Regions from separate parts of the Mus musculus genome. Here all the other regions are linked to region 5. The links are chromatin loops, found by intact Hi-C in ENCODE. Cell type or tissue: heart. All regions are shown on one strand. Links, peaks and the distances in the headings refer to the core of each region. The heading gives the core; the rest is flanking DNA. Region 1 overlaps Slc48a1 (solute carrier family 48 (heme transporter), member 1). Region 2 overlaps Endou (endonuclease, polyU-specific). Region 3 holds the start of Slc48a1 (solute carrier family 48 (heme transporter), member 1). Region 4 has its middle 38 kb from the start of Rpap3. Region 5 holds the start of Gm33690 (a long non-coding RNA gene).

Region 1 (5,843 bases), core at 856-4,855, 60 kb before region 5:
TCAGACTCCTATACCAAATGCCTGTATTTACTCTATAGGCTCCCTCGGGCAGCTGGAAGTGCTTTCTCTTACCAGGCCTAGGAACCCAGAGCCTAGGCAGGTCTAGCCTTGGAGAAAGCAGAGGGAGCCAGGGTGAGATCTAGCTTGCTGCTGCAGCCAGTTGGGGCTGGGGACTTGTCCTTTCTGCTCCAAGTTGTATAGACCAGGCATCTCGGAGCCCAGTATCTCAGGAAAGGGAACAGAGAAAGGCAGAATATAGTTGCTTCCCACAAGAGTAGAGAAGGGGACCTGGGAGGGACACTTCCTCGTTGGGTGACCACTTGTGGAGGGCGTATCGCTCCAAGGAGGGCCAGGATGAGATGAGCCCTCCAGCTGGAGCATGCTGCCCTGCAGAAGGCCTGGGTATAGGGCTGGAGGTGGGTTCAGGGCCACCTGAGCCCCCTTCCTAATTCTCTTCCTGCTCTCAGTACTTCTGGGCGTATGTGGAGGTGAGGGTTTGGGGGACCCCTGGGTCGGGCTGGTGGTCTGAGATGGCTTCCTAGTGGTGGTCTGCACACTTCCTAGTTTAGCGTTTTCTAACCCGGAAACTGCTTAGCCACAGAGGAACTGCTCTGACCACCTTCCCCTCCTAAGCTGGACTCCAGAATCCTCAAGTGGGAAAGGATCTTAGAACTCGGCTGTTGCACCTCTTGTGTGAGGCGATTGGACAAGTCTCTGAAGGAACTGGACTATCCCTGCAATGAAATGCTCAATAACAAAAGCCCACGTACTCGGGGGTGGAGCTTACGGGTAAAGCCAGCCAGCCCCGTGCATGCGCACAGAGCCCTGGGTTCAATCATCAGCACCCCTAAGGATCCTAAGCACCCAACCAACTCCCTGCAGGTGAAAACGTGAGGGGCAGGGAAGACTTCTGTGGAGGTTGCTGGAATAAAATCCAGATCATGGAGGGTAAAGCAAGGATTAGGGTTCTGGCTTCCTCTGGCCTGCTGCGGCTTTCTGCCAAGATAGATGGAGGCATGTTTGTTTTTCTCCACCCAGAGCTCCGGGGTGATGCGAACCCATTCCTCGGAGGAAGGTTGAGGGCCAGTTTGGGCTGAACTGAAGGGATGGTGATGGTGGGGGGTGGGGAATGTTCTTGGGCGAGCAGGTAGGGAAAGCAGCGTAGGTAGGTAGGTGCTTATCCAGCCGGCCAAGGACCTCAGGGCTTGCTCTGTTTTACAATTGGCAGCTCCAAGGACAAAGCAGTGCCTTGGCCCTAGGTTTCCTGGTTTCTATTATCCCTGCTTTGTTTTTGCCCCATTGCGACAATTAAGCTGGTCATTTGCCACCTGCTGCACCCCGGGCCTCCTAACCTAAAAGAAGTTTAAAACATCTTTGGCATGTCAGGAGCAGAAACATTCAATCACCAAAGACTGCGCTCATTTCCCAGCCTAAGGAATAAGACGCTCGGGGGCCGTCAGAGGGTCCCTTTGCTTCCCTCTGTCCCTCTGAAAGGTCACAGCACTTCTGCTGTATGCATCTGATGATTTGAAAAAGCTCCCTGCTTCTGGATGCAGGAGCCTGCAGGGCCAGCCCACAACCCACGTCTGTCTTGAGAGCTTACAGCTGGCCGGCTCTCTTCCCTCCGTCTTCCTTTGCTTGGCCCCACGGCCCTGCTCCAAGGCCTTGCCAATGGAGTTGGCATTTGTTTGTTCTTTGAACTGCACCAGCAGGCACTGCCTGGCACGGAGGGTTGCATTGGATTCTATTGTTATGGACTGAGAGCAGCTGGCATGCTAGGAGAGGTGCCCACAGGCCCAGAGGGCATGCCCAGAAGGGTCTGGGAGGTTAGGCTGCCCTTTGCCACACACTGGAAGAAAGGTAGTAGGCTTCAGCCAAAGCAAGTAGGCCACTTGAGTGGTGGGTGGCCCTGGGCGCCTCATGACAGGGCTTCCCTTTTTTTTTTTTCCCCCAAGACTGGTGCAGAGTTGAGAAGAGCCCTGGTGCCCAAGAGCTCAGCTGCAGGCTCCAGGGCCTGGAGGGTGTGGTCCCTGGGACCAGGCAGAGGAAGAGCGTGGGAGAAGGCCTTCTTCATCACTTCAATGGCTTCAGATAGGCATCAGGAAGTCTATATATAAAGTTCTCAGAGTAAAACTCCAAACAAATCCTGTTTAGGGAGAATTCTATCTATGGACATATGCGTATTAGAAACTAAAACTGACACCCTTTTAAGCATTTAGAAGATATATTTAAGATAGTTTTGTTTGTTTGGTTGGTTTTGGTTTTGGTTTTGGAGACAGGGTTTCTCTGTGTAGTCTTGGCTGTCCTAGAACTTGCTCTGTAGACCAGGCTAGCCTTGAATCCAGAGATCCACCTGCCTCTGCCTCCCGAGTGCTGGGATTAAAGGTGTGTGCCACTGCCACCAGGCTAACAGTATTTTCGAGATAGGTGTGGTGGTGACGTCACATCTCACAGATATCACAGTCATGAGAGCCATCGTGCAGTCCTGGTGTGATCGTGCAGGTAGATCTGGCCTAGTGGACCTCAAGGGCCCTCCTAGGTAGGCACCACTGGGCTAGATGCCAGGTGACCTGGCAGGCAGGCAGGTGCCTGGGTGCTGCTGACTGAGTCTGTCCCCGCAGGTGTCCTGGCACTGTGGGTCTTGGTGACTCACGTGATGTACATGCAGGATTACTGGAGGACCTGGCTCAGAGGGCTGCGCGGCTTCTTCTTCGTGGGTGCTCTCTTCTCGGCAGTCTCCGTTTCCGCCTTCTGCACCTTCCTGGCATTGGCCATCACCCAGCATCAGAGTGAGGACCGTCCAGGGAAAGGAGGACGGGAGAGGGCCTGGATGGCTTGCTTGACCCTTTCCCCACTGCCCGGGCTCCTTATTGTTGAAATAGGGAGAATGAGAGCCCCCATCTCCTCAGGGGTAGGAGGGTTCGAGTCCGGTAGGAGTTGCTGGGGGTCCTTTAATCTCTGCCTAGCATCGGGCGGGCAGCGCCCCCTGGTGGTGGTGATAAGAACTAGCAGAGGCTGATCCTTGTATCCGTGATGTAGGTTGGAAGGGCGTGTGCCACAGAAGCAGGGGATGGGTACAGACCTGCTGGCCATCTCTGACCTCCTTTCACGATCCCAGCTTTGTAACCAAACATGCAGTGTTTGTTACTCTAAACCTGCATCACATGCCCACCTCTATTGATTCTTTGATAGCACTGATTTCAGAGGTCAGGAGGCTGGAAGGATATGGAGTGGGAAGAAGGGGCTCCTAGCTGTGATGCTGTGGGCAGATCTCTCAAGTTACCGTCTGGCTCTTTTCCCTGCAGGTCTCAAAGACCCGAACAGCTACTACCTCTCCTGTGTCTGGAGCTTCATTTCCTTCAAGTGGGCCTTCCTACTTAGCCTCTACGCCCACCGCTACCGGGCTGACTTTGCGGACATCAGCATCCTTAGTGATTTCTAACCCAGGGAATGAGGTCACCACAGCCTGGGGGCCCTCGGGATCTGGACTCAGCTTCCGAGTCAGCAAGGGAGCTCACCCCAACCCCTGGGGAACTCCAGAACCATGGCAGAGTATATGGGCCCGTTCAGTTTCTCAGAAATCTGTCTGGTCCCCTTTTGGGGAAGATATAGAGCTGTTAAAGGGATACTGCCAATCTGCCCAATCTGCCCGTTAGCCCAGCTAGAGGGCAGCTTAGACCTTTCCAAATAGATCTATTTTCTTAGCCCTCTGAGGGATCTCTGTAAGTAGGGCCACGACAATGAATTCAATGGGTAGGATTGGAACTATGGCTAGTGACAGGGGCTGGGACAGGCTTCCTTGCTACCCCAGACTTCATTGAAGCTGTGTGTGGGGGAGGCATCAAAGGTCTGGTCAAGAGAGGAATCTTTAGTACAGATCTCCATCCCCTGTTCCCCACCCTGTTACCCTGAAGTGTCGGGTAGCCAAACTCACCGGTCCTTAGGGAATTGACAATTGGCTCCTTCCCTAAGCAGCACAGTTGGACAGAATCCAGCGTCCGTCCGTCCTACCTTCCCATCCAGAGTTTGTTTCCCATGAGGGTGCTAGCGCCAGCCAACCATTCCCATGTGTCGCATATGCACACATGACCACACACACCAGAGCAGGACTCCTCGGATGAGGCTAGACTTGAGGACCACAGGAAACACACCCCTGCACTTAGAAGGGCTTTGGGATCGGGGGCAACCTGGTGGGGGCAAGTGGGAGCTCTCCATCTGTACTGAGTCTCCAACCTTGCCCCTCACTGCACAAGACCACCCTGACCGTGAGGACCTCCTCCCTGCACCAGATCCTAACTCTGACCTTTCACCTTCTCTCTCTCCTGAAGGAACTCTTCTGAGTGGACATGGGCCCAAGGCCTTACCTAAGCGGAGAGGGAGGGCAGGGGCTGCTACTCTTCTCTGTAACCTTCTCTGATGGGTTGTCACTTTGCACGTCTACTCTTCCACTTGGGCACTGCCCCCAGCTCTCTGCCTTACCTGTGTTATGGGCACTTAAGCAGAAATACAGCGGCCATTTTAACCAGCCTCAGGGTGTTTCTTTGGGGGGGTGGGCGGTTTTGAGAGGGGACAAGAGTGGGCAAGATGGGGGCTCTAGCTGTCTGATCATCTCCCTAAGTTTGGGGCTACTAGACGGTATTCCTCATCTCTGGTCCCCTATGGGGAGACCACCAGCTGAGATCTCCTTTGCTCTCCCAGTTCTGTCCCAGCCAGGGTTAGGATGCCCACAGACTCAACATCCCTGCAGATTCCATCTCCCCACCCTAAGCCAAGGTAGATGGGAAAGGGAATCTTTCTTTTTCTACCCCAGCCAGACTACTTGGGGCTCCAAGTTGACCAGGATGTGTGGATTCAGAAGCAGAAAGGCAGGAGCTAGCACCTCTCTCACGCTGGGTACACTTGTCCTGGCCTGTGTTTGCCTCACCCTGGCCTTTACAGTGTAAAAACACCATGGGACTTTAGAGCAGGGAAGGATAAGGAACAGTGTCACTTCTAGAGCCTTCTGCTGGTAGACGCTCCTACTGATAGAGGAGGTAAAGACTACTGACCTCCCGGCTAGGCCTGGCTTAAGCCAGGCGTGCCTGCGTCACAACCTTTTGCGGTGTCTTAGCAACCTGAACCTGAGATCTTATTCCCGAATCCCACAGGGCCCAATGTGCAGGGCTCAGCCTGGGGCCATCTCCCTTTTCACCTGGGTTGGTGAGCATGTATTTGGAGTGGTTTCTTCCTGCATGTATTAGCCAAGGAAGGACAAGGGACTAGAGGGTCTGAGTTAGGTCCAGACTTGTCCCCTTTCCCCAGCCCATCACAGGATGCTGGGTGCACACCCACTCCACTGACGATGTCCCACCAACATCCAGGAGGCGTTCTCCCAAGGACTTTAAAGCAAATAAAACATATATTGTTCAGAAGTTTGTTTTTTTTTTTCACTTTTTTCTTTTTTACAAAAACATGCATACATAGACAAGGTACGGTGGGGTTGTGGGAAGACACACACACATATACCCTCTTGCACGCACTCATACACACACATACACACAAATACTCTTTCTTGGTCCCAGACCTAAACCTCAAAAGCCTCGAAGACTTCTGGGGTGGCCTCCCCTCCCCCATGTCTGTCTACTCTCCCATCTTGTTCCCCTCAGCCAAGCTAGTCCTATGTGGGGCAGCAGCCAGAGCTGAGGGGTGGGAGGGACCCCAGAAACAGAAGGCTCATACTGGGGACAGTGACCAGGCATCCCTGGGATTGTGTTGTGCTTTTGAAGGGAGATGAAGGTTTGGCACCGTTGGGTTAGGAGACACAGGACTCAGAGAGCACCTGTCTGCTGCACCGGGGCACTGAG
Region 2 (5,843 bases), core at 813-4,812, 130 kb before region 5:
AACGTGAGGAGGAGATGGGAGTCAAACCTGTGTGTTTTAGGGTTTGGGTTTTTGTTGTTGTTTTAGATGGGGTCTCATTAAGAAGCCCTGTGTGTTCTGGAATGAGATATGTAAAACAGACAGGCCTTGAACTCACAGAGCTCTGCCTACCCCTACCTCCCAAGGCAAAGGAGTTGGAGCTGGGCCAGGAAGGGGGGCTGTTAGTGACCAGATACCTGCAGGATAAGGATTTCTCTACTCAGAAATCCGAGGAGACATTTCCAGGAGACAGTGAGCAGGAGGGGAGAAAGTCAAGTCAGAGAAGGAAGCAGCACCCAGATCCTTCAAGCCACAGCAGTAAGGCCAGATCTACTCCAGAGATATTACTCTAGCAACAATACACCAACAACACAGCTCTATGGAGCACTAGCTGCATTCACACTAGCTATATTCACACTAGCCGCGTTCACACTAGCTGTATTCACACTAGCCGCGTTCACACTAGCTGTATTCACACTAGCCGCGTTCACACTAGCTGTATTCACACTAGCCACGTTCACACTAGCTGCATTCACACTAGCTGAATTCACACTAGTCATATTCACACTAGCTATATCCACACTAGTCGCATTCACACTAGCTGCGTTCACACTAGGTGCATTTACACTAGCTGTATTCACATGGGCTGCATTCACACTGGCCACATTCACACCAGCCGCATTCACACTAGCCACATTCACACTAGCTGTATGCACAGTAGTGTACCAAGTGAATCTGTAGCAACACTGAATCTTCACATAACTAATGATACTTGTCAGCCTGAACTTGGAGATGCAGAAACTGAGGTGGACAAAAGTCACAAAACTCATGCAAGAGGACACACACTGTTAGCCACTGCACTTGACCCCACAGAATATGGCTTCGAAGATGGAACTCTTACATCATGGCAGGTTCTCTGTGGTAGACAATGGCCTGGTTGGTTTTTGATCAACTTGACACAAGCTAGAGTCATCTGAGAAGAGGGAACCTCAACCTAGATAGTGCCTGTCAGATTGGCCTGAAGGCATTTTCTTAACTGATGATTGCCCACTGTGGGCAGTGCTGTCCCTGGGCAGGTGATCCTGGGGTCTCTAAAAGAGCATATGGAACAAGCCAGGACACAGTGGCCCTCCATGGTTGTTTTTTGGGTTTGTGTGTGTGTGTTTTGTTGTTGTTGTTGTTTTGTTTTGTTTTTAGCAAAATTCTGCCTCCAGTTTCCTCCTTGACTTTGCTCAGCATTGGGCTGGACGTGTCAGATGAAATAAATGCTTTCCTTTCCAAGTTGTCTTTGGCGATGGCGTTTACCACAGCAACAGAAATCTAAGACAGTGGATGTGACATGAATGGACAAGACAATAGACATGAAGGGTTTTTTGGGGGGAGGGGGCAACTATAGACACATAGACATACATATACACATACATACATACATGTATACATACATACATAATAAACATACGCATACACACATACACATAGATATATACATAGATATACACATAATAAACACACATATATACACACACACATATTAACACACATATACACATAATAAACACACATATATACATACACACAGACACACACTCACAGACATACACATACACACACACCCTAACTCCTAGGCTTCAGGCATGAGAGCTGATGGATTATGGCAATGTTTCTGAGATGAGAAGACCAAGGGAGGAGCAGGTCTGGGGAAGAGGTGGGAACAGTGAGTTCCTTCTCTTTACACCGTGTTATGCAAATAACAGATAGCTGAGTGGAGTTGTTGAGAGGGCCACTGGGCCCCAAGGGGGAAGGTCAGAGCTGAAGTTTTAAATCAGGGACTTCCAGAATTATGTGGAGGATCCAAAAACAGATACCAGGAATATTCTCTCCTTTCAAGGACTTAGAACGCTGACGGGAAACAAGCCTGAGTAGACATGATAACAGACCGGCTTCACAGACCGAATAGCTACCCTTATTAGTACTTGCTGGGCTTCCTCTTTGATGCTCCGCAAGCATCAGTCCTCAAAGACCTCCTGTCACAGATAAGACTGGGAGAGGTGACATCCAAACTGCGCAGGTCTGCCATGTACCGCCAAACCACATCCCTGCCACCACATGATTTATATTGAGTAGCCGTTTGGTTAACTCACATTCTGGACTTTAGGAAATCAAATATCGAGTGCTGGCATCTGAGAAGGGCCAGGCGAAGCCGGTATACTAAAGAGAGGTGGAGTCTATAATAAATGATAATCCATGAATCTGAAGTTGAGTCAGCTCCCAAAGTTCTCACCTCTAGTTACCATTAATACACAGGGCACTAGAGACTATGGGATTTGTTTGTTTGTTTGTTTGTTTGGTGGGAGTCCAAGACAAGGTTTCTCTGTGGAGCCTTAGCTGTCCTGGAACTCGCATTGTAGACGAGGCTGGCTCAGAGCTCACAGAGATCCGCCTGCCTCTGCCTCCCGAGTGCTGGAATTAAAGGCGTGCACCGCTGCTACCACCACCACCTCCACCTGGCTGAGATTACGTTTCTAATAACGTGGACTTTGGGAGGCTCCTTGACACTATAACACCACAATCACACAGGTGGTAACAGAACTCAAGCCAAGTCTGTCTGACCTGAGTTATTTTCAGCCATATTCAAATATCTCAAGCTCTAAAGATATGCTGGCTTGAGCCATCGGAGCCTTCGTAAACATAACAGAACAGCAGATCCAGGGTGAGGGAGAGGGGATGAGTGCTGCGAAGCCTGAGCTAAGTATTGGAAAACGGCTTCCGGTCCCTTGTTCTCTTAGGACTTTCGGCCTGGCTAGACTTCCGGTTCTCTTACTAAGAACCAAGGGCTTACTTAGCCCAGTGGTTCTCAACCTTACCTCTTTGGCAAACATCATCTCTAAAAACATGTTTACATTATGATTCATAACAGTAGTAAAATTACTGTTATGAAGTAGCAAGGAAAATAATTTTATGGTTGGGGGTTGACACAACATAAGGAACGTATTTAAGGGCAGCAGCGTTCCGAAGGTTGAGAAACACCGGCATGCCTGTCTCTTGTGTGTTTACTGCAAAGCAGGCACCAGGGGGCATCCCAGGATTGCGTGTATCTTAAAGAATCCCTCCCGCGGTTCACCTCTAACAACAGTTAGTAACTGTTGTTGTCTAAGGTTGCAGACAGGTTTGCCTGCATGCAGTCCCCAGGGCCAGCCACGGAGACCCATACTGATCCGCGTCTGAGACAGAATCCAGCTTGCCAGAGTTCAGGAAAGGAATCTGGAGCACACTAACAAACAGAACCCAGAGCCAAGAAGTTCCAAAGCCAAAACCTTTTTTGGTCTGATTTGCATGAATCTGTATCTGAGGTGGTCCAGCCAGACCTCTTACCAAGAGACAGGCTCTCTGAGCCTTGGCTGGTTCCCTGTTACTGCCCAGAAGGAGGTGGCGGGGACCCAAAACCATGGCTTCTAACGTGACTCTGGGATTGGTGAGGTGACTGAAAAATGCCCAGAGTAGGAGAAGAGCTGGGGATGGGGACCCTCAGCCCCTTCAGAAGGTAGACAACTCACAAGATATGTGACATCCAGTCAAAAGATGGGATACATACTATAGGCAAGCCAGAAGGCCACTCTGCTCCTGCTAGGGCCCTGATCTCAGTGGCTTGTCTGTGGCCGTTTCTGGATGTTACTAGTCCCCATTGCTTGCTCTCACACCCTGACCCACCCCACCCCCACTCCCACAGAGACCTCAGCGGCGTCTGTTTCTCCTGGAGACACCTTACCCCACAGCTTTGAGCAGCAGAGAAGACTCACTCACTTTGGTGATGGAGAAAGCTATAGAGTTCCTTCATGACAGCCGTCTTCATGACCTCCCTGAGGAAGACACCCTGCTCCTCCAGTTGCTGGGCACTGAAATGCTCCCCGTGGCCTGTGGCCCGCTGGTAATTGTTGAGTAAGTTGATAAAGGCTGCATAGGTAGGCTTGGAGAACAGCTTCTCGTTGACGTAAGTGAAGAGCCTGGGTAAGTGGATGGAGACCCATTGAAAGACCTGAATGTGCACTTGAAACTCTCCTCCAATCTTCCAGAAAGACCAGGGGCAGGACACAGAGATGGCTTCAGGAGCTAGGGGCAACTTGAGGTGTTTTGGGGAGTTGGGTGTTGTTTTTGTGGTTTAGTTTGGTTTGGGGTTTTGAGTTAGGGTTTTTCTATGTAGCCCTGGTTGTCCTGGAATTTACTTCGTAGACCAGGCTGGTCTGGAATTCATAGAGATCCATTTGCCTTGGTTACCCAAGTGCAGGGATTAAAGGAGTGCATCACCATCCCCGGACTGAGTTACTTTTGACAGCCAACTCTGAGGTCTGTTTCCTTCCATCTCACCTCTTGGAAGGCCAGCCCCAGGAACCTGGCTATACAGCCACCTAAGCTCAAGGTGATTTCTTTGTTTCTGGACACCAGTTGTCCATGTCAGAGGGACATCGTCTCCCTGTGCATTTGCCTGACTTGAGGAACAAAGAGCCAAGGCGTCAAAGGAAGTGAGGGTGAAGGAGAGACAGGGTGAGGGGCACTCACGGCTCTGGGCTTCGATCCACTTGGTTCCCCGTCTCTGATGGGGAGATCCGGTTCTGACTGTTGAGCACAATGTCTTCCTTCTGGGCTTTGTTGGTATCTACCCTGTAGATGGTCTCGGAGATGCTCTCAAGCTCCTCCTTAGTGACGGCATCGCTGCTGTGGGAGAAACCCTCTGAGAGGAATTGGGAGGTGGCATGAGAACTAGAGAGAGGCAGAGCACCAACTGTCTAAAGATCAGTAGAGTCCCCCTTGTCCCCCTCTTGGCCCCTTCTGGAAGCTTACTCTAGTGATGCGGAACACCGCCCAGTATTTTGTAGTTAGAGGGCGGGACGGTAAAAGACCCCTAAGGCCAGCACGTGCCCCAGCCATGATGTGCCCAGAATGTCCATATCACCCTTCTGCACCAAGGCTCCCAAACCGAGGCAGGCATCACAATCGCCTGGAGGGCTTATCCGATTGGCTAGCCTAGTCCAGAGTTTCTGAGCAGTAGGTCTGGACCATCCTCTCCTAAGAATTCTCAGCTGCTGCTGCCGGTCCAAGGACTACACTGAGAGAACTCTAGACCTTTCCCGCGTGTCTGGGGCTAGGCTGACGGAGCAGACTGACCATGATCACCACCACACAGACTGTCAAAATCCTCACAGCAGTTTCCAAACTCTGGGCAGCGGTCATTACAGTGGCAAGGGTGGTGCTTGTCGTAGGCTTCCCGGCAGCGGCCCTGGCAGGAGCTCGGTGCGGAGTAGAGGTCTAAGAGGACAGAGAGGGGGTTGGGTCCCTGGCAACCTGCTAGAAGCCTGAAGACCAGCCCTTCTACCCACACCCTTAGCTAGGCTCCTTACTAAAGGTCTCCTGGAAAAAACCACCACCAACAACAACAAACAAGCATAGCTTCTTGCATACTCTGCAGTCAGGAAATCCTTTGCTTTCTGATGCTGGGCTCTACTCTGGCCTGTTGTTTTTATAATCTCCCCACTCTAAAAATAAAATCTCCTTCATTTCCCTCCTCAGGCCTCGGATGCTTTCCTGGCCACCCCTCCCATCCTCTTGGCTGCTTGGATCACGCCAGTGTCTCCCCTGGACAGGTCCAGATTGATTCTTCTGGCTTAGGCCTGGGTCCTTGCCCCTAGTGAGGCACCCTCTCCCCTTGTCACCCCTGGGTGTCCCCATCTGGGCTTCAGGCTTACGGCTGGTTGGGATCTTGTCCTCTGGATCCAGGAATGCCTCTGGCTCTGGGGGTCCTTCTTCAGCTATGACATAGGAAAATAAAGTCA
Region 3 (5,843 bases), core at 1,031-5,030, 66 kb before region 5:
GCACACGCACACGCACACACACATATTGTGTGTGCATGTGTGCATGTATGTCTTCAGACACACTGGAAGAGGGCATTGGATCTAATTATAGCTGGTTGTGAGCCACTTTATGGTTGCTGGGAATTGAACTCATGACCTCATAACCTCTGGAATCTATCTATCTATCTATCTATCTATCTATCTATCTATCTATCTATCTACAGATATACAAGATTCACCTATCACTCTAGCTCAAATCCAACAGTCCAGCTACAAAAAAAAATATTGTTATCATTTCTAGAACATTCCACTGTGCGTGCCTCACCTCCCAGGGTTGTCTTATGTACTGCTCCTAATTCCTAGGGTATTGTCCATCCAGGCCAGCCCTGAGGCTATCTATGGCAGGGCTCTGGACCTCAAGGCTGTGTTCCTCTGGGTGACTCTCACTTCTCCACACGCCACCCAGAAGATGGCTGAAATGAATTTGTACATCAAAAATCATCCCTTGTTTTAGAAACGTACCCAAGCCAGGTGCAGTGGATCACACTGTAATTCTAGTGCTCTGAAGACCAGGCTGCAGGATTTTTGATTAATTAATTAATTAATTAATTATGTATATGAGCACACTGACATTGACACACCAGAAGAGGGCATTGGATCAGATTACAGATAGTTGTGAGCCACCCTGTGGTTGCTGGGAATTGAACTCAGGACTTCTGGAACCCCTGAGCCATCCTCCAGCCTCCTAGGCTGGAGGATCTTAGAAGCCAGACTCCCTTACACAGTGAGAGCTCGTCTCAGGATTCCAAACAACCCGAACCAACCAGTCACAGCAAACATTCAAATCTGAAAACAGCGAAAGGGGCACTGGCATTAATTTGGATATTTTTAAAGACGCTCCCCTCCCCGCCCCGCCCCCTGATTATTTTTAAAGGAAGATAAATGTGAATTGCGTCACGTGCTTGGCAATTAATTGAGCATTCCTCCTTAGACGGCTTGTGCCTAAATCCCCTTCATTGGTATTTAATGCTCGCTTCAGTCAGTCACAGTCATCTGCTCAACAGATGTGTGCTAAGGGAGTTTGGATGCCTCACACTCTGCTAGGTGTTGGCGGCCCCGAAACTGGGACCGCTGCTGCTCATGGAGATGGTCTTCTAGAAAGGTGAATCAGGCAGAGCTTTCAAGATATCCGCATCACAAGCTGTGAGCGCCCTACTTGATGAGTTTGGCTGCGTGAGGGAGTTAAGCGTCTGGAGTCTGGGAGTTTATCCTGGGTTACTTTGGTCCTTGTGGAAGAAAGAGGGAGGAGGGGGAGGGAGGAGTCTCCGCCAGTCGGGAAGCAGAGTAACTTGCAAACAGCTGTTCCCTACAGCTTCCCTGGGGAGGCAGCCCGGGAGTCCTCTTGCTTTCAGTGCAGTGACATTTCTATTTGGATCCTTGACCTAAGGACTATAAAGCTTCGATGCTTCTAAATGTATTAAAATTGTGGTACTTGTTGCTGTAGTGAAAGGATGCTAGTTATTCACACTGTGAGGTCTAAGGGTGCGCCGGGTGGCCCGGCCAGAGGACTCTGGGTTGAAGAGTGCAGAAGCCCGGCTTTTGCTTTGACCTTCCCTGTCAGCAGTCCATACTGACAGCTGAGCTGGTGGAGACACGGGGCGGTTCTGCTGTGGATGCACTGCAGAGGCAGGGGCAAGCTTGCAAGGCTTGCAAGGGATTGGGGCATGAGAGTTGAGGAAAGGAAAGGAAGAAAGTGTTAGAGGCGAGTGGGTTTGGCCAGCCACTCCCCACACAGCGGCTTTGCAAAGGCGGGCGACCCCTGGTGGAAGGGTAGGGTCCTAGGCTCATCCTCAGACTCTCATCTACCTAGCTGATCCTAGGCGGGCCTGGAAATGCGTCTTTATCAGAGTCAGCTACAATTTCCGAGACAGGGTTTCTCTGTGTAGCCCTGGCTGTCCTGGAACTCGCTCTGTAGGCCAAGCTGGCCTCGAACTCAGAAATCCGCCCTTCTCTGCCTCCCAAATGCGGGGATTAAAGGCATTTGGCACCACTGCCTGGCCAACGATCACTTTTTAATTTAATAAACTAAAATGGTGGCAAACGTGTGGAGCAATCTTGTGCTGTGTGTATAACTTTTGGGAAGGAAACCCACTGCTTCGAAATATGGATAGAAAGATTTTTTTCCCCTTATTTTGGTCTTTTGAGACCGGGATTCTCTGTGTAGCCCTGGCTGACCCCTGTAGACCAGGCTAGGCTCCAACTCACCAAGATCCACCTGCTTCTGCCTAGTGAGTGCTGGGATTAATGGTGAGCACCACCACCACCTGGCTGGTAAAAAGAATGAATATGTTAATTGTTGTTATATTATTTTAGATTTTTTTTCAAGTTTTATTTTACTTATTTAATTTCGGGCAAGTTGGGGAATCAAACTAGCTCCCCAGATCTGTTTTCTTGCCTCGGCCACTTCCCAATTGCCAGGATTCCACGTGTGGGCCATCATGTGCAGTTTTATGGGTTTTCCTTGTTTGTTTTGGTTTGTGACTTTTGTGACTGGGTCTAGCTTCCCTCGAACTCAAAGAAATCTGCTTCCCTCTGCCTCCACCTCTACCAGTGTAAAGGCATGCACCACCACAGCTGGCTAGTTTCTATAGCCTTAACTTGTCCTTTTAATGAGTTTGAACTTCCCATTCAAAATTTAATCCCAGAACTCAGGAGGTAGAGGCAGAAGGGTCTCTATGAGTTCCAAGCCAACCTGGCCTACATAGGGAATTCCAAGACCGACAAGACTACGTGGAGACACCACGTCTCAAAAAAAAATTCAAAAGTATTTTAAAAATTAAAAAGTGCTCATTGGGGCTGGAGAGGTGGCTCAGCGGATAAGAGCACTGACTGCTCTTCCAAAGGTCCTGAGTTCAAACCCAGCAATCACATGGTGGCTCACAACCATCTGTAACGGGATCGGATGCCCTCTTCTGGTGTGTGTCTGAAGACAGCTACAGTGTGCTCACATATACAAAATATTTTTAAATGATCATTGTAGCCGGCTCCGGTAAAGACGGTATTTCTAGGCCAGCCAAGGCTAGATAGGTGGCGTTCTGGGGATGAGGCCAGGACCCTGCCCTTCCACCAGGGGTCGCCGGCCTTTGCCAAGCGGCGGTGTCGGGAGCGGCCTCCGGCCGGGGAGGGCGCTGTGCCGTTGGCACCGGGGGCGGGCTGGGGGCGGAGCGCCGGGCGGCAGCGGCTCTGGCTCGGGCTCGGGCTGGGGCTGGGGCTTGGGCTCCAGCTCGGGCCCTGCACCTGTGACTCGGCGGCGTTGCTCCTCCGCTGCCCCATGGCCCCGTCCCGGCTGCAGCTCGGCCTCCGCGCCGCCTACTCCGGCTTCAGCTCGGTAGCCGGCTTCTCCATCTTCTTCGTCTGGACGGTGGTCTACCGACAACCGGGGACTGCGGCGATGGGGGGTCTCGCAGGTATCCCCGGGGGACGCGGGGTGATCGGGGCGGGCTGCGCGCGGCGGCTGCGGTGGCGCTGCCCGGGGGTGGGAGCGTTGTTTACTCCAGAGAGACTGGAGACAGCGCAGGCCCGGGTTCCTGGGCAGTGCCCGGGCCTCTGGGACCTGGCGCCTTATGAACGTGGCGGGACCTAGGGTGCCCACAGCCCGCCCCTGTGGTTCGCACAGCTCTGCGGCTCCAGGGCTGTTGCGTCCCCCGCACCCTGTGAATCTACCCTCCACCCCGTGTCCACTAGAGCGTCCTCTGCGCGCCCATCTCCTGGCCACCCTCGCTCCCTCAACACGCACACTGTGCGGGATTACCGCATCTCTTATAATAAGTGGGGTTCGTGGGGAAACCCATCAGCCAGCCCCCTTCCAGCCCCAGAGGCCCTCTGCCGAGACCAGGACTGTACTGTGGACCCGGTGTCACTGGACATTCCCTTTACACCTGTGTCCATCTGCTCTGGTCGGAACCAGTGGGAATCTGCTAATCCCTGAGGGACGAGGAGGTGGCGAAGGCCCAGCCGTGCTCTCTAATGTGTAATTTTGGGTCACGCCGTTTAGCCTCTCTTGTGTGAAGGCCAAATATATTATTTACACGTATTATCATCATTTAATATTTTTTTGCTGGGCTAAACAAATCTACTCTCCTTATGTCATCTAATCCTAATAGTAGTCCTCTGAAGTAACATTATTTGTGCCCATTTTACAGTTAGAAAAAAATCAATCGAGGCTTACGGTAAATAAATAATGTGTCCAGGGTTTCAACAGCCACACGATGTGCCCCCAAGATGGCTCAGCCTTAGCCTGGCCGACCCGATTTCCATCCCTAGAACTCAGAAGGATTCAGGTTGGCATGCTAAAGGCATTAAAAGCCCTATGGAGGAAACTAACCCAACAGTACGACAGCCACATGAAGTAATATGTATGGCGAAAGTATGTGTAAGGAAAACGTTTTAAGATACAACATTTATTCCATGGCTAAAATCCTTGGCCAAAGATCTAAAAATGGAGTAACTCGAAAGAATTAATTTATGCTGGGCAGCAGTGGTGCATGCCTTTAATCCCAGCACTCGGGAGGCAGAGGCAGACGGATTTCTGAGTTCAAGGGCAGCCTAGTTTACAGAGTGGGTTCTGGGATAGCCTAGGCTACACAGAGAAATCCTGTCTCAAAAAACCAAAACAAATTCACTCATGGCCTCTGAATGCACCAAGTGCCGTTCTGAGAGAGAGAGAGGGCCGGAGGTGGGGTTTCTGCCTTATCAGAGGGCATGCACGTCTCCTAAACCTAAGGCGTGCCAAGCAAGAGACTGGGGGCACCATGAAGGTTGGGTTTGATGCTCTGGCTGGGAGTTCTCGAGCCCTGTATGGGTTGGGGGGTGGGGGGCACCTGTGGACTCCTGACCTTTCTGGAATAGCCAGCACCCAAGCCTACTTGTGCACAGAGCCTTTCCCCTCTACTGCCCTCCTCCACACTTCCTATTGGCCCTGCTGCTGCCAGGTTTGGAAGGCACTGCCTTGGCCCAGGGCTGGATGCTGAGGCTTGAGATAAGCTCTCTGGATGCTGGAGGGAGGAAAAGCTTTGCTGGGGTCAGCTGACTTGGTTCAGAGTCAGGCCAGTGGAGGGAGCCATGTGAGGCATGGCAGTGCCTGCTGGCAGGAGATGCCGCTGACTGAGACTCCCCTCTGGACGTGCAGTGCTGAGTGCTACTGTCCACTCTCCCAAGCTGTGTCTGGCTGCTTATCGCTAGGAGGGAATGATACTCAAGGGAGGCTGAGGCAGGTGGATCTCTGAGTTCCAGGACAGCCTGGGTTACACAGACAAACCCTGTCTTATAACAACAACAAAGAGTGGAGGGAGGGTACCAGCCCCCACTCCTGGCAGCCACAAGGGCCTCCCTGTGACCCTGCTTGTTAGTTCCTTGACACCCTTGCCTGACCTGAGGCAGGCTAGCCTCGAAGCTGCCTTCAGAGACAGGCACGTGGCCACAATTAGCTGGGACAGGAACACACAACTCCCAGGTTGTTTGGACATTGGCAACCTGAGGTGGTTGTGAGGAGCCAAAACTGCTTGGTGGAGGGGGCGGGTGGGCACTCATTCCCGACCCGGCATGAGTTGGGGCAGGGGGGTCCACAGGCAGTCACCCTCCTTCCTCTTTTAGGGTGGAATGTCAGCAGGTTTTCTGACTTGCAAGCACTCCACTTCTGACTCAGCATTTTGCAGCCCAGAAATTGCTGAGTCACAGGGTCCATCCTAGTGGGTTTTGCCCGTGTTGGTCAACTGTGGCTGTCGGGCATGCTGGCTTCTGGAACACGGTATGTATGAGCATCTGGGGGTGGGGACCTACTCTTATCCTGGCAGGAATCTGGGAGG
Region 4 (5,843 bases), core at 1,274-5,273, 180 kb before region 5:
GCCTTTAATCCCAGCACTTGGGAGGCAGAGGCAGGCAGATTTCTGAGTTCAAGGCCAGCCTGGTCTACACAGCCAGGCCTATTCAGAGAAACCCTGTCTCAAAAAAACAAAACAAACAACAACAACAACAAAAAACCAAAAAAACAAACCAAACAAACAAAAGCAGACAGACTGTCCGGGGACCTTGGGATATGAGGAATACAGTGTGAATTCCCCGAGCTTAGTGTTTTTCTCACATACCAAACAGCTACAAAGGCCGCCAGCAAACTAGAAACACCAATTGTGTGCATTGCAAGAAAGCTCCTAGGATCACCCATAGGGGACCAGCAAGAGCTTTTTCTCATTAGCCACCGCGGTGCAAAGGGTGGCGCTGACATTTTTCCCCCCAGCATTGAAAAGGAAGGCTGTCAGTCAAGAACTCTGGATCCAGTCAAAACATAATTCTTTCGACGCAGTTTTGGTTTTGTGAGCGTTGTGGTTTTAAGCAGTGGTGTCTTTTTAAGTTTCTATTTTGGTGCCCAACCATCGAGTACCATGTTGTGTTCATTAGATCCCTTTTATGAATGTATATGACCCCATTACTATAACTCACTTTTTCTAACGTTTTAATGTAGGGTAATGTCAATGGACAGTCGTGTGATGAAGTTCACAATGTACCACCTATGTACTTAAGAGTTTATGGGGTAAACCAACCAGCTTGAAACGTCACGATGGGCTTAAATGAAAAGCACAGCGCCACCTCCTGGCCAGAAGCTAACAGTGCAGCTGTTTAAAGGGCGCAGTTCTGGATTTACTCAAATCATCACCAGATCTATGAAGTGTAATTTAATTAACGAAATTAAGACTCTTTGGTTTCATAATAGCACATGTAAAGGAGAGTGTAATTAAATCCCAGTGTCTATCACTATAGTATGAAAACCTTAGTCCTGAGTTTGGGTCGTTGTCAATTAGTTTCATTGACCTGTAACAAATTCTCTGATTAACAGTTAGTGTGCTGAAAAGTTAATTCGTGATAGCTTTCTCCTGGTGCCTCGACGTGCAGTGACAAATCACGCTCTGAGAGACGATGTGGAATACATGGGTTCCACGCATGTATTGTACAGGTGGAGCTGACTTGGCCATGTCCGCTTTGAGCCTTGGGACTGAGGTGTTAGGGTTATTATCCGGGGTTTTGAGGTTGAAACGTGATAGAGTGTGTACGTAAGGGCAAAATAAAATTTCCCGTACGCACTGCCTCGAAAAAGAAAAAAGAAACAAAACAAAACCCGAAACTCGGTTGGCGCACGTCAGACCCACTTCCTGCCTTCTTTCTCTTTCAGGGCTTTGTCTTTTCAAGATTCTCCCATTGTTAAGGACGTGGAATTTCCTCGGCCTCAGCCTCCCAAGTGCTGGGATTAAAGGCTTGTGCCATCACTGCCCTCCAGCATATTAACAGCCCGACAGTCACCAGAGACATTTAGCCACTGTCCAACCGCACCACCTTCAGCGCCGTTAAAAAGGAGCCTTTTCACCGGCTCCTTCCCACCTGTATTTTCAGGATATTTCTTCCTTTTCAAAGTCCACTATGATGTTTATTTTAAACCGGGGGTTGGGGTGGAGGTATGTACTGAAATATATTGGGGGTTTGCTTCTTCAAAACACCCTCCAAGTCTCTGGAAAGACCTGATACACATCTACTTTGGGGTGGGCAGACAGCGTGCCAGCCTAGCCACGACTGGACACTGGTCGTGAGCCTCGAGCTGTGCGCCTGTCTGGGCAAGGCACCAGGAACTCAGCTTCTCTGTCTGACCTGCCTATGGCCCAAGGGCAGGGTGAGTCCCACAGCCCTCTCTGTGTGCTGGCTTTTTAGCTGTACCGCCATCATGGCTGGCACGGATGTTAGCTGTACCACCATCGTGATGGATGTACACGGATGCAGCCTCTGTGAGATGCCTCTTGTGTAAATGAGAGAACGAGCTGTTTCTGTCACAGCCCCCAATGTCCACCCCCACCCCACCCTACCCGGGACTCACTTTGTCCTTTTTCTGAATAACACATTCAAAAGTCATATCCTAATTTTTACTATTTATATCTGATACTAATCTTGTTTGTCAACTTGACTGTACCTAGAATCAGCCAAAACCCAGGCTACCGGCATTCTTGTGAGGAATTTTCTTCTTTTTTTTTTTTTAATATTTATTTATTTATTTATTTATTTATTTATTTATTTATTTATATGTAAGTACACTGTAGCTGCCTTCAGACACTCCAGAAGAGGGAGTCAGATCTCATTACAGATGGTTGTGAGCCACCATGTGGTTGCTGGGACTTGAACTCAGGATCTTAGGAAGAGCAGTCAGCGCTCTTAACTGCTGAGCCATCTCTCCAGCCCATGAGGAATTTTCTTAATCAGATTATTTGAAGCAGAAAGGCCCACCCTGAATCTGAGCTACAATTCTGGTGGCAGCCTGCATAAAGGACACAGAAGAAGGAAACTTTGCTCTCCTGGGCAAGCTCATCTATCTTGTTGCTGCTGGCATTCAATCCAACTTCTTTAGGTTCTCAACACAGACTGAAAGCCAGCAGCTCTTCAGATCCTCCAGGACTCCAATATACATATATGTATATACATGCATGTGCGTGCACATGCACACGCACACACGCGCACATGTGTGTGTGTGTGTGTATTCATTCTGACTAATGCAACACACTAAAGACTTACAAATTCAGCAGTCCATCTTACTAAGAAATTAAATTCACTTTCATGGTTGCTAACAAATGTGGACAAAATGTGCTGCTATTTTCTGAATGGCCAGCAGGTGGCAGTAATGCCAACAGAACGCCAACAGCCAGCCTGGGAAACTCTAGCTGTTGTGTCTTTGTGTTCTCAAGGTCAGCTTTTGTCACCGAGTGAAACAGAAGAAAGAACATAGACGTCTAAATCGTGGTAGCCTCTGCATGACCCCCAGGACAACCTGTTCTCCTCTTATTTTCTGAGTTTAAACATTATATGCAAAGCTCCGGGTCCAGTGACTAACACACGGTTGGAGCAATAACACGTTATGATTAAGTCCATTTGAAGTGGTGTGACCCACAAAAGAGAGCTCTACCGAGAAACAGAAATGCAAATCGTGTTCTTTCTCACTCAGTGTTCAAAACACGTTTGAGAGGAGTGGCTCTCTGAACATGATCTTATACAAGAGAATTGAACTAATACTCCTTAACAATGAGAAAAGGTCTTTAATGTTCAGGCAAGGGCTTTGTGCACGTTCAAAGGCTCTCCGTCTGGAGACCCCATTCCACGGCATTTGGATTCCTTCATTGTTCTCTTGTTTCGTGAATATCTAACTAAGCACTGCCCTGTGGAAGCCACTTTCTGCATAACCTCATAACCACACAGAGAGCAGATTCTTCCTAGTCCCCACTCGCCTTTGCTCAGGTTTGCTTTAAAAATAATAAACAATTAAGCGGCTTAGAAGCAAGCATTCTGTTCTGGGGGCTGAAAAGAAAAGATCGTGATACTGTAGACGCGGTGCTTGGGGAAGGTCCATCTGGTCACTGATACTACCATGGGCCCCGTGATTGGTGAAGGTCCCTCTGGTCATAGATGCTGTGACCCCGTGCCTGGTGAAGGTCCTATTGGTCACTAATGCTCCAATCTGGTGCCTGGTGAGGGTCCTGTTGTGTCTGGCCAGTAGATCACAACCTGGGTTCTAGCCTGGAAAGGCATTTTGGAAACCTGGAAGAGAAGAGGGGCTAGGCGGCGAGAGAAAGAAATGCAGCTTAGACAGGCATTCTGATCAAAGCTCAATTTTACTGTTCTGCACGCAGTTATGAAGCAGGGGAAGGGGGCCCAATTCCCGCCAAATAATCTCGGGGTCCAGTAGCAAAGCGGCAGGTTCCAGCGGTGGGCGTGGCAGAAAGATTGAGCAGGAAGCTCCACCCCCGAGCAAGCAGGTTTCAGGCTGGGGGAGGGGAGACTACAGGGTCCCTCTCCTCTGGTCCCAGATGCTGTGACCCCATGCCTGATGCAGGTCCCTCTGACTGCAGGCAACCATCTTGCTGCATTCCCGCAGTGTAGAGGGAGAGGGTAAGCTCAAGAGAGGAAGAGGAAGCCCTCTCCTCTCCTCTCCTCTCCTCCCCTCCCCTCCCCTCCCCCTGCCCTCCCCTCCCCTCCCCTCCCCTCCCCTCCCCTCTCCCCTCCTCTCCCCTCCTCTCCTCTCCCCTCCTCTCCTCTCCCCTCCTCTCCTCTCCTCTCCTCTCCCCTCCTCCCCTCCACTCTCCTCTCTCCTCTCCCCTCCCCTCCTCTCCCCTCTCCTCTCCTCTCCCCTCCCCTCCCCTCCTCCCCTCTCCCCTCCTCTCCTCTCCTCTCCTCTCCTCTTCCCTCCTCTCCCCTCCTCCCCTCTCCTCTCCTCTCCTCTCCTCTCCTCTCCTCTCTCCTCTCCTCTCCTCTCCCCTCCTCTCCCCTCCCCTCTTCTCCCCTCTCCTCCTCTCCCCTCCCCTCCCCTCCCCTCCCCTCCCCTCTCCTCTCCTCTCCTCTCCTCTTCTCCTGTCCTAAGAGCACTAGTCTCATCAATCTAGCCTTGTGACAGATCATCCATCTCCCAGAGGCTCCATCTCCAAATGCTACACACTGAGGCTCTGGGGTTTTAATGTACAGATCTGAGGTGGATATAAGCATTCAATCCATGCACTTAAAGCCTCTACATTTAAAGACCAGGCCTGATTTTGAAAAAAAAAAAAAAAGGCCGTAAGGCACCAGCTCCAGGAACAAACTGTAAGTCCCAGAAATTAGGTGATAAGACCATCAGCTCCAGAGACGGACCCTAAAATCCAGAACAGGATCATAAAACCCCCTCCCAAAGGAGACTTCTACAGTCCTTCCAAAAGCAGGTCTGCCGCAGCAAAACCCCACTATGCTGGTATTAGCTTGTCTTAGTTAGGGCTTCTAAAGGGAGCAGGGGAGGAAAGAGTTTATTCCGCTCACACGTTCTCATAGTTGGCCATCATCAAGGGAAGCCAGGACACAAGCTCACACAGGGCAGGAACCTGGAGGCAGGGACTGATGCAGAGGCCATGGAGGGTGCTGCTTACTGGCTTGCTCCTCATGGCTTGCTCAGCCTGCTTTCTGATAGAACCCAGGACCCCTCAGCCCAGGGGTTTCCCCAGCTACAGTGGACTGGGCCCTCTCCCATTGATCACCAATTGAGAAAATGCCCTACAGCTGGATCCCATGGAGCCATTTTCTCAGCTGAGGCTCCCTCCTCTCTGATGACTCTGGGCTGTGTCGAGCTGACATAAAAGCAGCCAGCACACCCTACAACCTGAATGCGGCCTCGCTCACCAAAATGTGTGAGAACTTCTCCATGCCCAGGAACCTGGACCAGCCACACTGTGGCTCTGAGCAAGTCCCGAGGGGGAGGGGCAGGATGGAAAATAAAGAGATAACAAAGGGAAAGAGTCAAAAGCTGGGGTCAGGAGGGCTGAGGGGCTGAAGACCCAGGCCAGCAAGTTTATTAACGGTACAGTTCTTTTATTCCTCAAACAGAGGGTGAAGAATGTCAGATGGTAGAATTATAGGGTGCTCAAAATATCCCAAATTCCACTTTGGCAAGGTACATTATGGGATGGCAAACAAAGCATTTCACACCTCAGTGTCTGCAACATTCAGTCACATACACACACGTGAGGAAAATGCCAAGTGCCAGTTCCTGGATTACTGTCCTTGCCCGCCCCAGGCCCTAGCATCCATCCATAGTGTGCCTTGCATGGCACAACCCTGGATTGGCTGATGGCAGGATGCCCACGTCCTATCATCAGGGCCTCTGGACAGTCTTCAATCCAGCCTAGCCCACGACAGTTCC
Region 5 (5,843 bases), core at 1,150-5,149:
CTTTTGCAGAGGTCTCTTCTGGGGTCTACATGAGAACTCTGCCCTGCACCCCAGGACTGCCTGGGGTGTCCCTTTATCTTCCTTTCTCTGCAGGTTAGGACTCTGGAGGGTGGACCTTTCTCCCTGGAGTCCAGCACAGATTTTCAGCTTGGAATTGAATACTTGACTTTCCCTTCTTGAGTGTCCTGGATCCAATAAGCCTGGATTCTGACCCTGGGTTCAGATCTGGTCTAATTCTACAGGTATCCTCTAGGTCTATATAAGACTTGGGGCGTAATAGATGGGCCCTGAGTCATTGACAAGCTCCCCACATGCATGCAGAGGATCTAATCTGTCCAAACAGCCTCCTTCTCCACCCCTCCCTCATGAGCCGTGCTGTCTTTTACACGGAACCAAAGAGTTCCCAACTAATGCACACAAAGGCTGACCTGCAGGAGAGTTAGCCTCAACTCTATCTCCTTCAACACCTACCTAAGTTGGAAGAGTAAAGACCAGGAGAGTATTGTAAGTACGAGATGGGGCTGGAGAACTAGCTTAGAGGTGAAGAACACTTGTTCTTGCAGAGAAACCATGTTTGATTCCTGGGACCCACATGGTAGCTCACAGTCATTTGTAACTCCAGTCACAATGCCCTCTTTTGACTCCTCTGAGCACCTGGCATGTGTGCGGTGCACATAGACACATGCAGACAAAATATCAACAAATTTAAGAGAGAGAGAGAGAGAGAGAAAGAGAGAGAGAGACTACTGGAGGACAAAATGAGGCGCCAAGGGACTTGAGCAGCCTAATACAAACTGTCAGCTTGATAGGAATATTTGGATACCGGATGGTTCAAACACCCATCTGGCCAGATAGAGAAGACAGGAGATACAGCAGAGGCTTTCTGAAGAGGTAGTGGGCATGTTGGATTTGAAGCCACATGGATTTAACTCTCCACCTCTCCCAAGTTCAAGGAAAGGATTGACATTTGCATAAACATTTCCATTTCATTTCCCCAGCAAAGGGTTTGTTGATTGGTTGGTTGGTTGGTTGGTTGGTTGGTTGGTTGGTTGGTTGGTTTTGAGAAAGTCTCTTGATACAAAGCTCCAGCTATCCTGGCCCCTGGAATCTTCCTGCCCCTGCCGCTGGAGCACTGGAATTACAGACCTGTGACACCAAAACTTTTAAAACTCGATGTTTACTGTGGGAAAAAAAGGTCTTTGCAATGCTCACAGAGGTGGGCAGTCCACTGCGTCATGTTCATCCATCCACATGTTCGGCTGGATCTATGGAAGCCCTACTTTGTCCCAGTCTGGTAAACAAACTCGAAATGCATGCTGCCCTTCCTTCTATGGCACAGTGAAAGTGTGATGTTTACCCAAAGTGGGCAGGTGAGGTGGGGCAGGGGTGCAGGGTGGCAAAAGTCAGGAGGGGAGCTGGGAAAACCATGAAGTCTGAGATGGAGATTTAAGGAGCAAATGGAACTTGTCTTAGGAAACTATAAGGGTAAAGGACCAGGGGGTTTCTTGGGGGGGGGGCAGTGTGCAGAAAGCATACAGCATAGGCCCCAAGGGGTAGCCTCGGGGCCCCTGTGGGTCTTGGAGACTCTGCAATAGCAACCGTTTTCAGTTCCTTTCATAATAACACTACCAAGACAGTATTTACTTTTTCATTCCTATTCCTAATGATATAGTGCCTCCCCTCCCTCCAAGCTGCTTCTATGACTACTTGGGATGTCACACCAGGCTGAGTGCAGAAGCTGATAAAGAGTTTAACTGGCTTCTGTTATGTCCAACATTAAAGCGCTTTGGAAAACAGTATTCTTTGTCATTAAACTAGTGTTGCTCCAAAGAATGGTCCTTTTAATAACAATCGTTTAAATTAATGTCAGATAGATTCATTTTGTTATATTTAGAAAGGTAATAGTATTTACTTTAAATCCCTGTATTGATTTCTAATATCATAAATATTGCCATTTTTTCTTTTTTTTTTCTTTTTTTTTTTAGACAGTGTCTCATGTAACTCAGGCTGACCTCAGACTCTCAATGTAGCTTAGGCTGGCCTTGAACTCTTGATCCTTCTGCTTCCATCTCCTGCGTGCTGGGACTACAGCTGTCTACCATCACACCTAGCAGCTAGATATAATTTACAAAAGCAAAAGTTCTCAGGGTTCCTTCTCTTTGTGAGGCGAGAGAGTCCTCTGGCTGAGCATCTGAGAACTGCTGGGCCGCAGGCTCCAACACGCACAAGTAGAGAACTGGAACCTGTTGGATACAGCATTGGCCTGATCACTTTTAACATCTGGTGCAGGAACACAAGGACCCTGGAGAGATGAGGTGGGATTTACACTGCATGCTGGGATACGTGAGCGGGGAAAACGTGGCACAACCAAAGCCATCAGATCAGATCGGATTCTTTAAACTTGTGCAGCGTCTTCTTTCTCTGAGCGCGTACTACCGTCAACCTCCGGGGTGGGTGTGACCCACGCGCCATGACGTCAGGAGGTGGGGAGCGGTTGCTGCTGTCTGTTCTTTTCCGTCATTTATTGTTTTGTGGGGATGAAGTTGGAGAAGAAAGGACTGAGATGGAAGAAGCTGGTGACAGCAGTAACCATAGTCCTCTGTGTCTCAATTTGGATTCCACTCCCAGCTGCCCACAGTCTGGTTTGGTTGGGTCCAATTTGGCTTATTAAGTGGCTCACACGCCCTCTGGTGGCCAGATGTTTGAATGACACTTTCTTTAGCTGCTGATATTTAGGGAACAGAAGCCCCTAGCAAGAGGCAGAGATCTGAAGAAGAGGCCTAAGACATCATTTGGGGACAATCAAGCCTCCAAGAATCAGTGATCAGAGCATGGGAACAATGCCATCTATCTTAGGGCATATTTATTTGGTCACCCTGCAGCTCAGCAATGATGCTGGCAGGCCTTTATGGTCGATGGCTATGTGCCAGCTACTGTGATGAATTTCTTTTAAGATTTATTTATTTTATGTATATGAGTACACTGTAGCTGTCTTCAGACACACCAGAAGAGGGCATTGGATCCCATCACTGATGATTGTGAGTCACCATGTGGTTGCTGAGAATTGAATTCAGGACAGCAATCAGTGCTCTTAACCACTGAGCCCTTGTGATGAATTTTAACACACTTGTAGCAACAGTAACCCTTCAAGGTGGCTACTGTTACTGCTACCATTTATAGAAGAAGAAACTAAGGCTCAGAAGCATCATGTAACAACCTCAGGACTGGGTGTAGTAGTCTCCTCCTTTAACTGTTACTGTGGTTTCCACTGCTAGTGTCTCAAATGGTCTGTTTGTGAGTCTGTGCTTAGAAACTTTGGAAAGAACACACAATCAGCCTTATGGGCAGCCTGAGGCTTAGCTCACTCTCGGCACAAGTAGGTGGTAGAGGCCACAAATACAAGATCTTGACCTTAGGAGGCCCTGGTTTGAGGTGTCCAATGTTCTGGGGTAAGGGGAGGGGAACACCATCAGGTGCTTTCAGCAAAAGGACCTTGGGGGGCCGTTGCTGTAGGGTAGTAACTCCCCCTAGTGGTGGAGCTCCAGCTCAGATTTCTCTTCTGGGAGAGCCTCAAAGGACCCTGTGAAGGGGGATGTCTGCCTTCCCAGATCCACAAGGAAGCTACTGGGATAATTTTACCTTCTCCTCAAGTTTGAACAGTCCTCTGAAAAAGGTCTCTCCAGGGTAGATAAAATGTAAAGAAATATCTTTCACTCCTACCAGCCCTTGGTATATGTCAAGGACATGTCAAGGTCACCCCTAATTCTGGGGACAGCCTGTATCTAACGGCTCTTTGATGTAAAAGTGGAAAAAATCCATCTTCCTCAACTGGATATCATCCAAAGGCCAGCCCAACTCCAGGCTCTCCTTGAGAGGCATTAGGCCAATGGGATGTTTCCCAGCGCAGCTTCTCCCTCTGTCTCAAGCTACTTCTTGAGACCTCTCTCCAGTATGGAGAAGTCCTCTATGGCCCTCAAAGTACATTTTAGGGTATGCTTCTCCTGATCCCCATTCAAAACACTCCCCAGTATATGACAAGTGCAGATACAGGAGACTCGGAGCTGTTATCTGGAGTAGCGAGCCTCGCCCACAACATCTCCTCCCTCACACTACCAGGAGGATTGAGTTTGAAATTAGTCTGTGCTCAATAGTAAGTTCCAGGTCAGCCTGTGCTGTATGGTAAGACTCTGTCTCCAAAAATATAGCACTAGGGAAGACGGCTTGGGATGACCATCCCTGCCCAAAGGACATTATCCCTCATGGTAGCTCTGAGGCCACTGAGCACTGGTAACTCTGAGAGCCATGGTTTATCCAGTTAAAGAGTTGAATGCTCATTTCGTTTTTTTTTTTCCACAGTTATGAGACTCTTTTTTTTTTTCCTGAAATGTCTAGTAGAAACGCCCTTTTGTTTGTTTATTTTTTGTGGTTTTGAGACAGGGTCTCTCCACATAACCATTGCTGTCCTTTGGTTTTCTTTTCTTTTCTTTCTTTCTTCCTTCCTTCCTTCCTTCCTTCCTTCCTTTCTTTCTTTCTTTCTTTCTTTCTTTCTTTCTTTCTTTCTCTCTTTCTTTCTCTCTTCCTTTCTTTCTTCTTTTGTGAGTTTCTTGTTGTTTTTTTTTTTTAACTTTTTAGCTCTGATTCTTTGTGAACTGCACATCATACATTCTGATCGCACTCATTTCCCCATCCCTTCATATCTGCCCTCTACCCTTGCAATCTAACCCCCAAAAGAAAACAAAGACAGAACAAACAAGCAAACAACAACAAAATCTCACTGTGGAAGTTGTAGTGTGTTCCAGTGTATCACACAGTACACCCTTTTGCCCCAGACGGATTTACTTCAAATGTTCATTGCAATGAGTCAGGTCTGGCTCAAGCCCTCTGGCTTCTGCTACACTATCAATCCCGGCTCTTCACTGTAACTCCTCTTGGATATCCTGTAGTTGCCCTGTGTCATGGAGATGCTACAGCTTTGGGTCTTCAGGACTAGACCCTTCACACACTCCAGCAGTTCATAGATGGGGTAGATGGTGGGGTGAGCCAACTCAGAGACCCAGATCTGGGCCTGGGTGGAAGCTAAGTTGGGTCAGCCCACCAGCTCTCCTGCACCCACACCACCAGGGCTAGCTCTCCCGCTTTGTCCAGGCAAGGAGTGGGGACACTCTCCCAGGTGTCACAGCAGTGAGGGGCGAGGCCAATTCTCCTAAGTATGGTTGTTGGTGAGGGCAGGGCCAGTTCAGCACAGGGCTTGAACATCAACATGGCTTCAGGAAGTAGTCCAGACCAGTGACATCTGTATGACCTTTGGTGGTAACAAGGGCCTGGCTGGATAAGACCACAGACCCAGACATGGCCCCCTTGTGGCAGCATGGGCCTGGATGTCACCATGGCTTCAGGTGGCACCATAGGACACTCAGATCAGTATGCCCCCTGTGGCAGCATGGCCCTCAGATGTCCACATGGTCTCCGATGGCATCTCAGAACTCAGATATTCGCATGTCCTTTGGTGATAACTCAGGCTACAGATATTGACATAGACCCCACCTGCAGCAGGACCATGGACCCAGACACAGCCTGCAGCATCCCAGGCCAGGATATCACCATAGCCTCAGGCAGCAGCATAGGCTACTGAGATCAGCTTGGCTCCTGGTATAAGTATAGCCTCCATTCATCACCATGGTCTCAGGCATGGTCAGCCCAGCCCACTGACATCCACATGGCCCTCAGTGGCAGCATGGACCATGGACATCATTAGAGACCCCAGCTGCTGCAGTAGCACCATGGACCCAGACATGGCCTTTGACAGCAGCAGGACCTTACCACAGCTTCTCATTTCTGCCCGT

Evidence for each region. A loop is a pair of places that touch in the nucleus more often than their neighbours do. Peaks named below come from ENCODE experiments on the same cell type or tissue, not always from the same donor. Only the 100,000 strongest peaks of a DNase experiment are listed, where the experiment ranks them.
Region 1: a loop joins it to region 5, with 3 times the contacts of the local background. A loop is called at or near these places in 30 of 42 quality-filtered maps.
Region 2: it touches region 5 in a loop (7-fold over the local background); 31 of 42 quality-filtered maps call a loop at or near these places.
Region 3: it touches region 5 in a loop (5-fold over the local background); 25 of 42 quality-filtered maps call a loop at or near these places.
Region 4: it touches region 5 in a loop (2.9-fold over the local background); 3 of 42 quality-filtered maps call a loop at or near these places.

What each region holds. Positions count from the first base shown.
Region 1 is chr15:97,787,282-97,793,124 of GRCm38, forward strand. Slc48a1 (solute carrier family 48 (heme transporter), member 1) reads left to right here. Exons shown (of 3, transcript NM_026353.4): 2 at 2,622-2,789; 3 at 3,306-5,411. The coding sequence ends at 3,442. It overlaps Hdac7 (histone deacetylase 7), which reads right to left. Exons shown (of 25, transcript NM_001378971.1): 25 at 5,400-5,843. Among named protein-coding and RNA genes, the nearest start is that of Slc48a1, 5.8 kb to the left of the region's middle. In heart, for the core only: a CTCF peak has its summit at 2,989 (motif pointing left); DNase peaks (open chromatin) are centred at 1,780, 2,730, 2,870, 4,031 and 3 weaker places; H3K27ac peaks cover 428 bases.
Region 2 is chr15:97,714,942-97,720,784 of GRCm38, forward strand. It overlaps Endou (endonuclease, polyU-specific), which reads right to left. Exons shown (of 10, transcript NM_001168693.1): 3 at 5,757-5,819; 4 at 5,179-5,319; 5 at 4,573-4,744; 6 at 3,820-4,019. Among named protein-coding and RNA genes, the nearest start is that of Rpap3, 12 kb to the left of the region's middle. In heart, for the core only: a CTCF peak has its summit at 3,080 (motif pointing right); DNase peaks (open chromatin) are centred at 3,220 and 4,780; H3K27ac peaks cover 1,103 bases.
Region 3 is chr15:97,781,171-97,787,013 of GRCm38, forward strand. Slc48a1 (solute carrier family 48 (heme transporter), member 1) reads left to right here and starts at 3,195. Exons shown (of 3, transcript NM_026353.4): 1 at 3,195-3,446. The coding sequence starts at 3,311. In heart, for the core only: CTCF peaks have their summits at 1,806 (motif pointing left) and 3,092 (motif pointing right); DNase peaks (open chromatin) are centred at 1,331, 1,681 and 3,171; H3K4me3 peaks cover 2,781 bases; H3K27ac peaks cover 2,443 bases.
Region 4 is chr15:97,664,772-97,670,614 of GRCm38, forward strand. No RefSeq gene overlaps it. Among named protein-coding and RNA genes, the nearest start is that of Rpap3, 38 kb to the right of the region's middle. In heart, for the core only: a CTCF peak has its summit at 2,793 (motif pointing right); a DNase peak (open chromatin) is centred at 1,810; H3K27ac peaks cover 543 bases.
Region 5 is chr15:97,847,149-97,852,991 of GRCm38, forward strand. It overlaps Gm33690 (a long non-coding RNA gene), which reads left to right and starts at 327. Exons shown (of 2, transcript XR_384427.4): 1 at 327-504. In heart, for the core only: CTCF peaks have their summits at 2,170, 2,713 (motif pointing left) and 3,528 (motif pointing left); DNase peaks (open chromatin) are centred at 2,663 and 3,463; H3K4me3 peaks cover 653 bases; H3K27ac peaks cover 1,337 bases.